2 separate regions of the Homo sapiens genome follow, and region 2 is linked to region 1. Evidence: read pairs that join two places in POLR2A ChIA-PET (ENCODE). Cell type or tissue: MCF 10A. All regions are shown on one strand.

The links. Peaks named below come from ENCODE experiments on the same cell type or tissue, not always from the same donor. Only the 100,000 strongest peaks of a DNase experiment are listed, where the experiment ranks them.
Region 2: POLR2A ChIA-PET joins it to region 1 with 5 read pairs; 2 of 35 experiments call an interaction of 5 or more read pairs at or near these places.

The regions. Positions count from the first base shown.
Region 1 is chr1:88,645,201-88,650,200 of GRCh38, forward strand. All of the region lies in intron 1 of PKN2-AS1 (PKN2 antisense RNA 1), which reads right to left. Among named protein-coding and RNA genes, the nearest start is that of PKN2, 37 kb to the right of the region's middle. RefSeq lists an enhancer at 2,106-2,400. In MCF 10A, no CTCF peak of the experiment used is centred here; a DNase peak (open chromatin) is centred at 2,221.
Region 2 is chr1:88,857,065-88,862,064 of GRCh38, forward strand. It overlaps GTF2B (general transcription factor IIB), which reads right to left. Exons shown (of 7, transcript NM_001514.6): 4 at 3,076-3,222; 5 at 2,818-2,947; 6 at 142-423. Among named protein-coding and RNA genes, the nearest start is that of GTF2B, 32 kb to the right of the region's middle. In MCF 10A, no CTCF peak of the experiment used is centred here; no DNase peak of the experiment used is centred here.

The DNA of each region.
Region 1 (5,000 bases):
CTTTAGTCCAATTAGACTTATTATTCTCTGAGCACATGCTTTAATTTTAAGCTCATGTTATACTATTTAGGAAAGGAAAGAAGGAAGGAGGGAAGGAAGGAAGGAAGGAAGGAAGGAAGGAAGGAAGGAAGGAAGGAAGGATGGAAAGAAGGAAGGAAGGAAGGGACGGACCTGGGTGCACCTTTGGAGAATAGGATGAGGAGGCTCCAGTTACAGGTTGAGGCAGTAGCAATGTCATCCCATCATGGGTGGGATAGTTGTAAAGTGAATTAGGAGAAACTAAAGGACTCTGGGGTGGGAAGGAAAAGACAGGACCCTCTATTAGTTGACCATCAGTTGAGTCCCAACCAAGAGGTTCTAGAACAACCAATGGACTATGTGATTTCAAAACAATTTCCAAAATAATAAATCTTGAAGACTTGAATCTCTTCACTTCTCACATTCCTGATTTAAGAGGGAATAATTAATTTGATTATTTTTCCACTTTTGGCATTACTTTTCTGCCCCTAATTTTATTTTTTTATCAATTTTATACTGTTTTCCTAAAAATCGACAGTGTCCCAAAGGAGTTGTAAGCTTATGTCCATGCAAGAAAACTGCACAGGGACATTTATAGCAGCTTTATTCATAATTGCCCACACTTGGAAGCAACCAAGAAGTTCTCCAATAGGTGAATGGATAAATGAACTGTGGTACCTCCAGACAATGAAATAATATTCAGTGCTAAAAAGAAATGAGACATTAAGTCATGAAAAGACATGGAGGAAATTTAAATGCATATTACTAAGTGAAAGAAACAAATCTGAAAAGTTATATGCTGTTTGATTACAACTATGTGACATTCTGGAAAGGGCAAAACTATGGAGACAGTAAAAATATCAGTAGTTGCCAAGGGTTGGGGGGAGGGAAAGAGGAATAAGCAAAACACAGGATTTTTAAGACAGTGAAATATTCTATATGATACTATAATAGTGGATACATGTCATTACACATTTGTTCAAACTTACAGAATGTACAACACCAAGAGTGAACCCCAATGTAAACTATGAACTTGGGGTGATAATGACATGTCAAGGCAGGTCTGTCAGTTGTAAGAAATGTACCATGCTGTGGGAGATATGGATAACGGGTGAGGCTGTGCATGAGGGAGCAGAGGGTACATGGGAAATTTCCATATCTTACTCTCAGTTTTGCTTGAACCTAAAACTGCTTTTTTTAAAAGTCTTTTTTTTAAATGACAGTGTTATAAAAATTTCTAAGCTAGAAAAGACCTTGAGTGATTATCTTCCATCTCCCTATTTTAGACAGCATCACAATAACATCATCCTAGGCAGATGAACAGCTATTATTTTTAAAACCTCCAGAAGAGAAGATTCTACAACCTCCCAACATTAACAACTCTCACTGTCAGGAAATTCTTCCATCTATAATCTAAATCTTTCATGCTGCTGTTCAAATCAGTTTTCACTCTGCAGAGCTGAGTTGATATTGAGAACAGCTGGTCTTCAGTATCTATGTAGAAATTCTTCATTTGCTACCACTGTAATACAATATATATAGAATATATATATTTTCTGTGTAGCTTTTAGTTCTTAGCTTACATCCTTGTCCAAGCTGATTAACCCCAGCTCCCCAACCTACACAAAGAGTTCATTTGTACCCTTATCTGTACTCCCACATCACTTTGCAAGTATCTCTACTTTATCACAATTTAGTGGAATTGTAGGTAGGTGTGACTATCTCCCCACACCTCCTTCTATCTTATTCATGTGCCTATCTCTGTAACTGATATGTAATAGGCTCTCAATAAATGACTGTCAAATGAATGAATGAATGAATGAATGAATGAATGAAACTGCTCCCAGATAAACCATTTTCTTCTAACTATTCAGCTATGGATGTGGGTATCCTCTGTCAGGTAAGTTTCTCTTGATAACAAGTAACAACAACCAACTCTACTAGTTTTGAAAAAAACAGAGAATGTACTGGAAGAATACTAGAATAGCTTACAGGATCAAAGGAAAACTTGGATCAGAAAGGGTAGGAACTAGGGTGTTTCCTCTGCAGGAGGTTGTGGGGCTTCTTTCCAGCGTATTACAATGTGTCTCAGCTACCAACAACTTTCAAATTATACTCCTTCTCTTCTTGCAACACTTCCAGTACACATAAGAGATAAACTGATTGGCCCAGCTTAGGTCAGGTGACAGACCTGAATCAATTAGTCATGGTTCAGGGAATAAAGATCGCTAATGTAGACACAGCTATCAGGGCAAAGGTCAGCAGAGGACATGTCTGTGCATGATGGCAGCTCCTCAGAAAAGGGGAACCCTGCACTGTAGAGCCACCTCGAGAGATGACTACTGCAAACAATCACTGAGCCCTTGAGCCCATTGTCATTGGTGAGTTTTGAGAGGATGTCACAGAGCTAAATAAACAAGGTAATTAAACTTTTTTCCCTTTTTTTTTTTTCTTTTTTTGGTTTGGTTATTTCTCTTCAGGCCCTCTGGTACCAAAATTAAAGAAGATAAAAACCTATCTTACTTAGTTGAAATGTAAATTTCCTTGGAACTAGAGATCAGTACTTGAGCTAGTGATAAATACTATCACAAGATTTACAGCACACAGAAAAATCTTTCAGAAATTCAGTACATTTTATATGTCATTGAATTAGTAGCAGACACACGCCTGAGCTACTGAATCGCAAAGAGCAAAAAGGTAGAGGTGTTGCATAGCCTAATACCCTGCCAATTGGCTCAGCATGCCTGCGGCATCCTGTCCTTAAGTTCCTCATGAGTACACATGCCAAGAAGACACTAAAAAGAGAGGAGGAACAATTGGTCAGCTATGTAATAATAATACTTTGCAATGATTTAGAAGTTTTCAGTTTAAGTCAAATTATTTCTATATTCTAAGTCAAATTATTTCATATCTCTTGTCAGATTTTGTAATTGAGTTAAACACCTACGATAGATTAAAACAGCCACAAAAGAAATTCTTTGCAGCTCTTTCCATGAAGAGGAGGAGTCAATTTCCCCACCCCTTGAATCTGAGCTGATAGAGACTTGGTTTGACTGAATGAAAGAAAATGACTTTGTGTGAATTCCAAGCCTAGGCCTTGAGAGACCTCCGAACAAGCAAATAAAAAATAAAAAAAAAGAAACCATGTGGAGACACTTACATTTGAAGGCGTTTGTTGCATTGAAGTAGATAACCTATACATCACCCAAACGCAATGGCCCATTGCCTTTTATTTAGTTTGGCACAAATCTATAATCGTCTTTCGAAAAACTTTTGTTTGGCATCTCTATATATCTCTTTCTATTCATCTATCTGTCTGTGAATCCCCCAAGTTTATAGGCAAAGCAAGCTTGGTTTCCTAACATTTTGGAAAAAAATGTACACTTAGAATTTGGCTAATCCAGAAATGCTATTCTCCAGGTTAAGACATTCAGGCAGTCTATAAAATCTTCCTAAATGTAAGATGATTTTCAAAGTTCTTGCTATTTTTTTTGCATCATTTACTGAGAGAATTAAACTTATGTTTTATGTGTTTCCACTTCTGTTCTCCTGTGTGAGTTACCTGAAAGTTAACAGGGTACTTGTAATCTATGGGCCATCTCCGTGGATGTGGAGATTTGGCTCTGCTTCACTTCGTCTTCTCTGACTTCCTGATTTGAAGATCTGTCACAGGCCCCTGCTGTGAGATCTTCTTTATTCTGTTTTCCTTTTATCTTTGCCCAGAGACTTTCAAGAATTCTTCTTTGTTCCTCCCATTTCCATAGTTACTTTGGTATTTGAATATCTTCCTATGTCTCATCCTGCTAGAGTTTATGGATGCTTGGTTTGAATTTAGGATGAGAGCTGAGATACTTAATAATTAGCACAGAAGCCAGCCTAGAAATTCCCACAACTGGCTGTATCATACACCCCTCTGTACTCATTATTTTTACTATGGTTTTGGTAATATTACGCTTCACAAAAACTAAACAAGCCACAGTTTCTTGACTAAAGGAAATCATATTCATCTTATATGACTCCCCCTTTTAATTTACTTTTAATCTAATACTGTTATTGTTCTTATGTCAGTTTCCAGTTCTGATTTTCTTTTCTCCCATGATAATTATTTGGTTTTCTATACCTCATTATTTGATTCCCCTTTCCCTAAATCTAGCATCTCTTTTTACTCTGAAAAAGGATTGTGATCATTCTGATAAACAGTAGGCAAAAAATCCTAAACCCTTTGGAATAAGAGTTAAAACATATTATTTTAAGAGATGTCTTCAGTCTGTACAATTTCTCCAGGCACCAGCACACCATAGAACCAGCTGCCTCTATTCACATTCACTACCTGCCACTCTAAAAGAAACAATGATGCCCTGGAATGAAAGGAGGGAGGGGCTTCATGAGAAAATTGGGACACTATTGATGAAAAACATCAAAAAGAAATTCTTCTAATTCACTTTAAATGGAGTTTACATTGGAAAAAAATAAAGACAGTGGAGCATTTGATCCCATGCATCAAAAAGCACTTACTGAGCACCTTGGTAATACAGGTTATATCTGCATGCCTCAATTTCTAGCATGCTTACATAAATTACCTCATATGTGAGCTAAGTAGGCAGATAATCAATGAGTTATTGTCTGTGAAACACTTTAACTGAATATACAATGTAAACATTAAGAAAAAATTTCTATTTTACACATAAGCAAATGGGGTCTCAAAGAAGTGGAGAGACCTGCCTAATCTGACAGGCCAGGTGTCCTGACTACCATAAAGCTTTGCATCACACTGCTTTCCTGTGAGTCTCCTCTGTGCAAAGCAGAGGGATATGTTGAAACCTCTGATTTGAAAGGGTTTACAAATCAGTTATAGACAAATGACATACACATAAAAGAATAACATGATGATAATAGTGAAGATGGTGATGATAGTTGACACTTTTATGGTACTTACCCTGTGCTAGGCATTGTTATACATGAAGTGACCCATTTAAATCTCT
Region 2 (5,000 bases), 210 kb after region 1:
TGCTGAGATTATAGGTGTGAGCCCCCGCGCCTGGTCAAATGTGGGTTTCTTGCTATTTACCCGGTTCAGACTTAAAATGGAAAAACAATCACATGCTGCAAATTTCAGTTTACTGCCACACTTCCTGATGACGAACCCTACCTTTTTGGGTCCTCTTTTCAGCTGATGCCTGTGAGGCCATGTAAATAGCTGCCGCTGCCACAGAGATGGGGCTCCTCCCAGGAACCAAGTCCAGTTCCACAGCTTTACGGGCTATATGTGTAGCTGCCATCTGTACTTGTTTAGGAAGACAAAGGTTGGAACAGAACCTGGACATGAAGTCCCCAGTTGTAATCAAATCCACACTGGTTTCTAGCGCTTTCAAAATAAGTTTAAAACACCGACCAATTTCTTTCTTAGAAATTCGTGATACGGCACATATTTCTAAAAGAAAAAAAATTAAATAAATCAATTCACTTAAGCCATATAGTTCATCTTAAAATCTACCATTTCTAATTATAAACATAATATACATTCTAATTGTAAAACATTCAATCATACCTTAAAGATGAAACCCTAATCATCTCAGTGATACTTCCCACAGAGTTAACTGCAAATTTCTCAGTTAACTTTAATGTTCATCACACCTTTTTTTTTGAGATGAAGTCTCACTCTGTCGCCCAGACTAAGGGTAGTGGCATGATCTCAGCTCACTGCAACCTCCACCTCCTAGGCTCAAGTGATTCTCCTGCCTCAGCCTCCCGAGTAGCTGGGACTACAGGCGTGCACCACCACACCTGGCTAACTTTTGTATTTTTAGTAGAGATGGGGTTTCACCATGTTGGCCAGGCCTGTCTAGAACTCCTGACCTCAGGTGATCCTCCTACCTCGGCCTCCCAAAGTGCTGAGATTACAGGCATGAGCCACTGCGCCTGGCCTAATGTTCTTCACTCTTTCAATTTAGAGTTTTTTTGTTTTTTGAGATGAAATTTCACTCTGTCGTCCAGACTGGAGTGCAGTGACACCATCTTGGCTCACTGCAACCTCTGCCCCCTGGGTTCAAGCGATTCTCCTGCCACCCGAGTAGTTGGGATTACAGGCGCCTGCCACCACACCCGGCTAATTTTTTGTATTTTTAGTAGAGATGGGGTTTCACCATCTTGGCCAGGCTGGTCTTGAACTCCTGACCTCGTGATCTACCTGCCTCGGCCTCACAAAGTGCTGAGATTACCGGTGTGAGCCATCGTGCCTGGCTAAATTTAGGTCTTAATCTTTCAAAATATTAACTGCTCTAAGGATTAATTCATACAACTAAATTTCTTTAAATGAAAAATTCTTTGATGTTTATGTATTAATCTGTTGTAAGCAGTGTTACCAAGGAATTGAAAGAAAATACTCAAGCTAAAGGATGCCTCTTAGGCAACACAATGTCATGTGTGCATGAAATCCCTGCGATTATGGGCTGTAGCTCAATGAGATAAAATATCTGACCCTGCTATTCCCAGATGCAACCACCACACACTTTCAGAAGAAATTTAACAAAAGTTGTTTTAGTTATAAAAACAACAAAAAAGATGATGATAAAGGCCATCACCTCTTCACTTTTACGTAAGAAAACATAAAAAATAAATACTCACTGGATGAATAAAGGGTTAAGTATAGTCTTCAGCTAAACTGAGCTTTGGTAGTGGAAGTCAGTGAGCAACACTGAACAAATTATCACATATTCACATGTAACTGCAAACTAAATGAAAAATACCAGTTCTTAACTGAAGTGTAAAAGTGCAAACAATACACCTCAAGAGAAAAAACTTAACTGATAACTTTTTTTTTTTTTTTTTTGAGATGAAGTCTCACTCTGTCGCCCAGGCTGGAGTGTAGTGGCGTGATCTCGGCTCACTGCAACCTCTGCCTCCCGGTTTCAAGCGATTCTTCTGCCTCAGCCTCCTGAGTAGCTGGGACTACAGGCGCGCACCACCACGCCTGGCTAATTTTTGTATTTTTAGTAGAGACGGGGTTTCACCATATTGGCCAGGCTGGTCTTGAACTCCTGGCCTCATGACCCAACCACCTCGGCCTCCCAAAGTTCTGGGATTACAGGTGTGAGACACCATACCTGGCCTTCACTGATACTTTCTAAAGCTTGACTCCCTCATCTACAGAGACCAGTGCTAGAAATGGAAACTGTTTCCATGTAAACCAAATGTATAAACGGCCTACTTTGGTTTACGATTATAGGCCTTCTGAAAGCCCACAAAGCAACAGTCCATCAAAAGATCTCACTAGAAAAGAACATAGTGGGCTTACGTGGACTAAAATGAGTCTACATGGGAAAACAGCCTAAAAGAACATGCTATGAATTTGCTGTCAAGGAATGAAATAAGTAGGCATTGGCAAATGATGCTCAAGTGGATTACTGTAGTCACAATAAAGATGACTTAGCTTCTAAGTGTCAAAGCTGCCTGACATTGGTCTGTTTCTTTAATATGATGTAGAAAATGTTATTTTAGGATGGGCACAGTGCCTCACGCCTGTTAATTCTAGCACTTTGGGAGGCCAAAGTGGGCAGATCACCTGAGGTCAGAAGTTTGAGACCAGCCTGGCCAACATGGCGAAACCCTGTCTCTACTAAAAATACAAAAGTTAACCAGGTGTGGTGGCACATGCCTGTAATCCCAGCTACTCAGGAGGCTGAGGCAGGAGTATAGCTTGAACCTGGGAGGCAGAGGTTGCAGTGAGTCAAGATTGCGCCACTGCACTCTGGCCTGGGCGACAAAGTGAGACCCTATCTCAAACAAACAAACAAACAAACACAAAAAAACAAAGCTAAAAACTTACCTTTAAATGTCCTAGGAACCCCTTCTTGTCTACAGGCAATATAGAGACAAGCAGAAGCTATAGCATCATTAGCTCTTCCCTTCAGGCTCTTCTGTTCATATACTTGCTTGAATAAATTATTTGTTCGATCCTTCAAAGCAGAGAAACTAAGTTTAACTCTACGTCATTTAATTAGCTGCAATATCAAAATTTCATGTGTTCATTAAATTATGCAAAGTCAATGCCAGAATGGCTTAAAGGAGGTAGACAAGAACTTACAACTATATTTCGAGGTAGATTGATTCTGTCTGCCATGGTAGTGATTTCTTTGAATGCATTCATCATTGCCCGATCAGAACTGCTCATTGTTCTCCGATTCTGGTACTTAGAATTGCCAAATTCGTCAAAACTTGCAGCTCCTGTGCCCTATAAAACAGTTTTATAACTATGAAAAAATTTTTTGGAAAGCATGAAAAATGGACAATTTCTATGAAAATATAGCTTACAAGATCTGATTCTACATAGACCAGAAATCTGAATTGTGCATCCTGCTCATCTATACTAAATGAACATGTAATTCTAACAACTGTTCAAGAACATAGAAAATAGGAAGCTTAAAGTGTATAAATAGAAATATGATACAAACACCTGACAAAACAATGGAAAAAGAAACAGTCTAATTTCACTTAGAAATATGATAAAAAATATTAAATACTAGAAAACAGAATCCAACAGCATATTAAAAGGTAGTATATCATGACCAACTAGAGATTGTTCCACAAGATATTAGAGAATCAAATAATGTAAAACATTATATTAATAGATGTAAGAAGAAAAATCATGATCATCTCCAAAGACGCTAAAAAGGCAAATGAACAAAATCAAAATTCGTCTTTGATAAAAACTCATAGGACGCTACAAATGAGTACTTCTTTACATTAGAAAACCACTCTCCTCTGCCCAAAGAAAGTACTATGATTAATGGAGAAACATTACCAGCATTATCACCAAAATCACAAGACAAAGGTACCTCCTACTGCTACCATTTTGTAACACTGATTGGAAAAACTAGCCAATAGTATTAAGCAAGAGAAAAACCGGAAGTACAAAATTGGAAAGGATGTGATAAACTATTTGCAGATAGTACCTTTATACACCTGGAATATGCAAGAAAATCACTAAAAAACAGCTGCTATAAATAATTCATTAAAGCAGCAAGGTCAAGATAAATAGAAATCAATACCCTTCATAAGTACAATCAACCAACTTAAAAGACAAGGAAAGCAAATTTTTCAATTAAAACAACAACAAAAATCTTGAAATAAACTTGAGAAACATGTGAGACGTTCATGAAGAAAACTTTCAAACATCTCCTGAAGGACACATAAGATACCTAAGGAAATGGAAAGGCATTATGAATTTTTGAATACAAGATTTATTATGAAGAAGCCAATTTTCCCTGTGTCAATTTGCAAATGAATCTGACCAAAACCCCAGTGAGAATATTAAATATTAAAAAACAGGCCAGGCGCAGTGGCCCATGCCTGTAATCCTGGCACTTTAGGAGGCTGAGGCAGGCGGATCACCTGAGGTCGGGAGTGTGAGACCAGCCTGATGATCACGGAGAAACCCTACCTCTACTAAAAGTACAAAATTAGCCAGGCGTGGTGGCACATGCCTGCAATCCCAGCTGCTTGGGAGGCTGAGGCGGGAGAATCGCTTGAACCTGGGAGGCGGAGGTTGCAGTGAGCAGAGATCGTGCCATTGCACTCCAGCCTGGGTGACAAGCGCGAAACTCTGTCTCAAACAAAACAAAACAAAACAGGCCGAGTGTGATGGCACACGCCTGTGGTCTCAGCTACTCAGGAGGCTGAGGCAGGAGGGTTACCTAAGCCTGGGAGTTTGAGGCTGCAGTTAGCTATGATTACATCACTTCACTCTAGACTGGGTGACAGAAAGAGACCCTGTCTCAAAAGAAGAAAACCAAAAAACCCCACAGGAAACAGAATCCAACAGGGTATTAAAAGGCAGTAATATCAACCAAGTGGAGACTGTTCCACAAATATATTAAAGAATCTAATAACATAAAACATCATATTAATAGAGCTGAAGAGGAAAATCATTTAATCAACTCCAAAGGTACAAAAAATGCAAGTGAACAAACCTAAATTTTTTTAAAAAATGAAACAAACTTAACCTTTAAA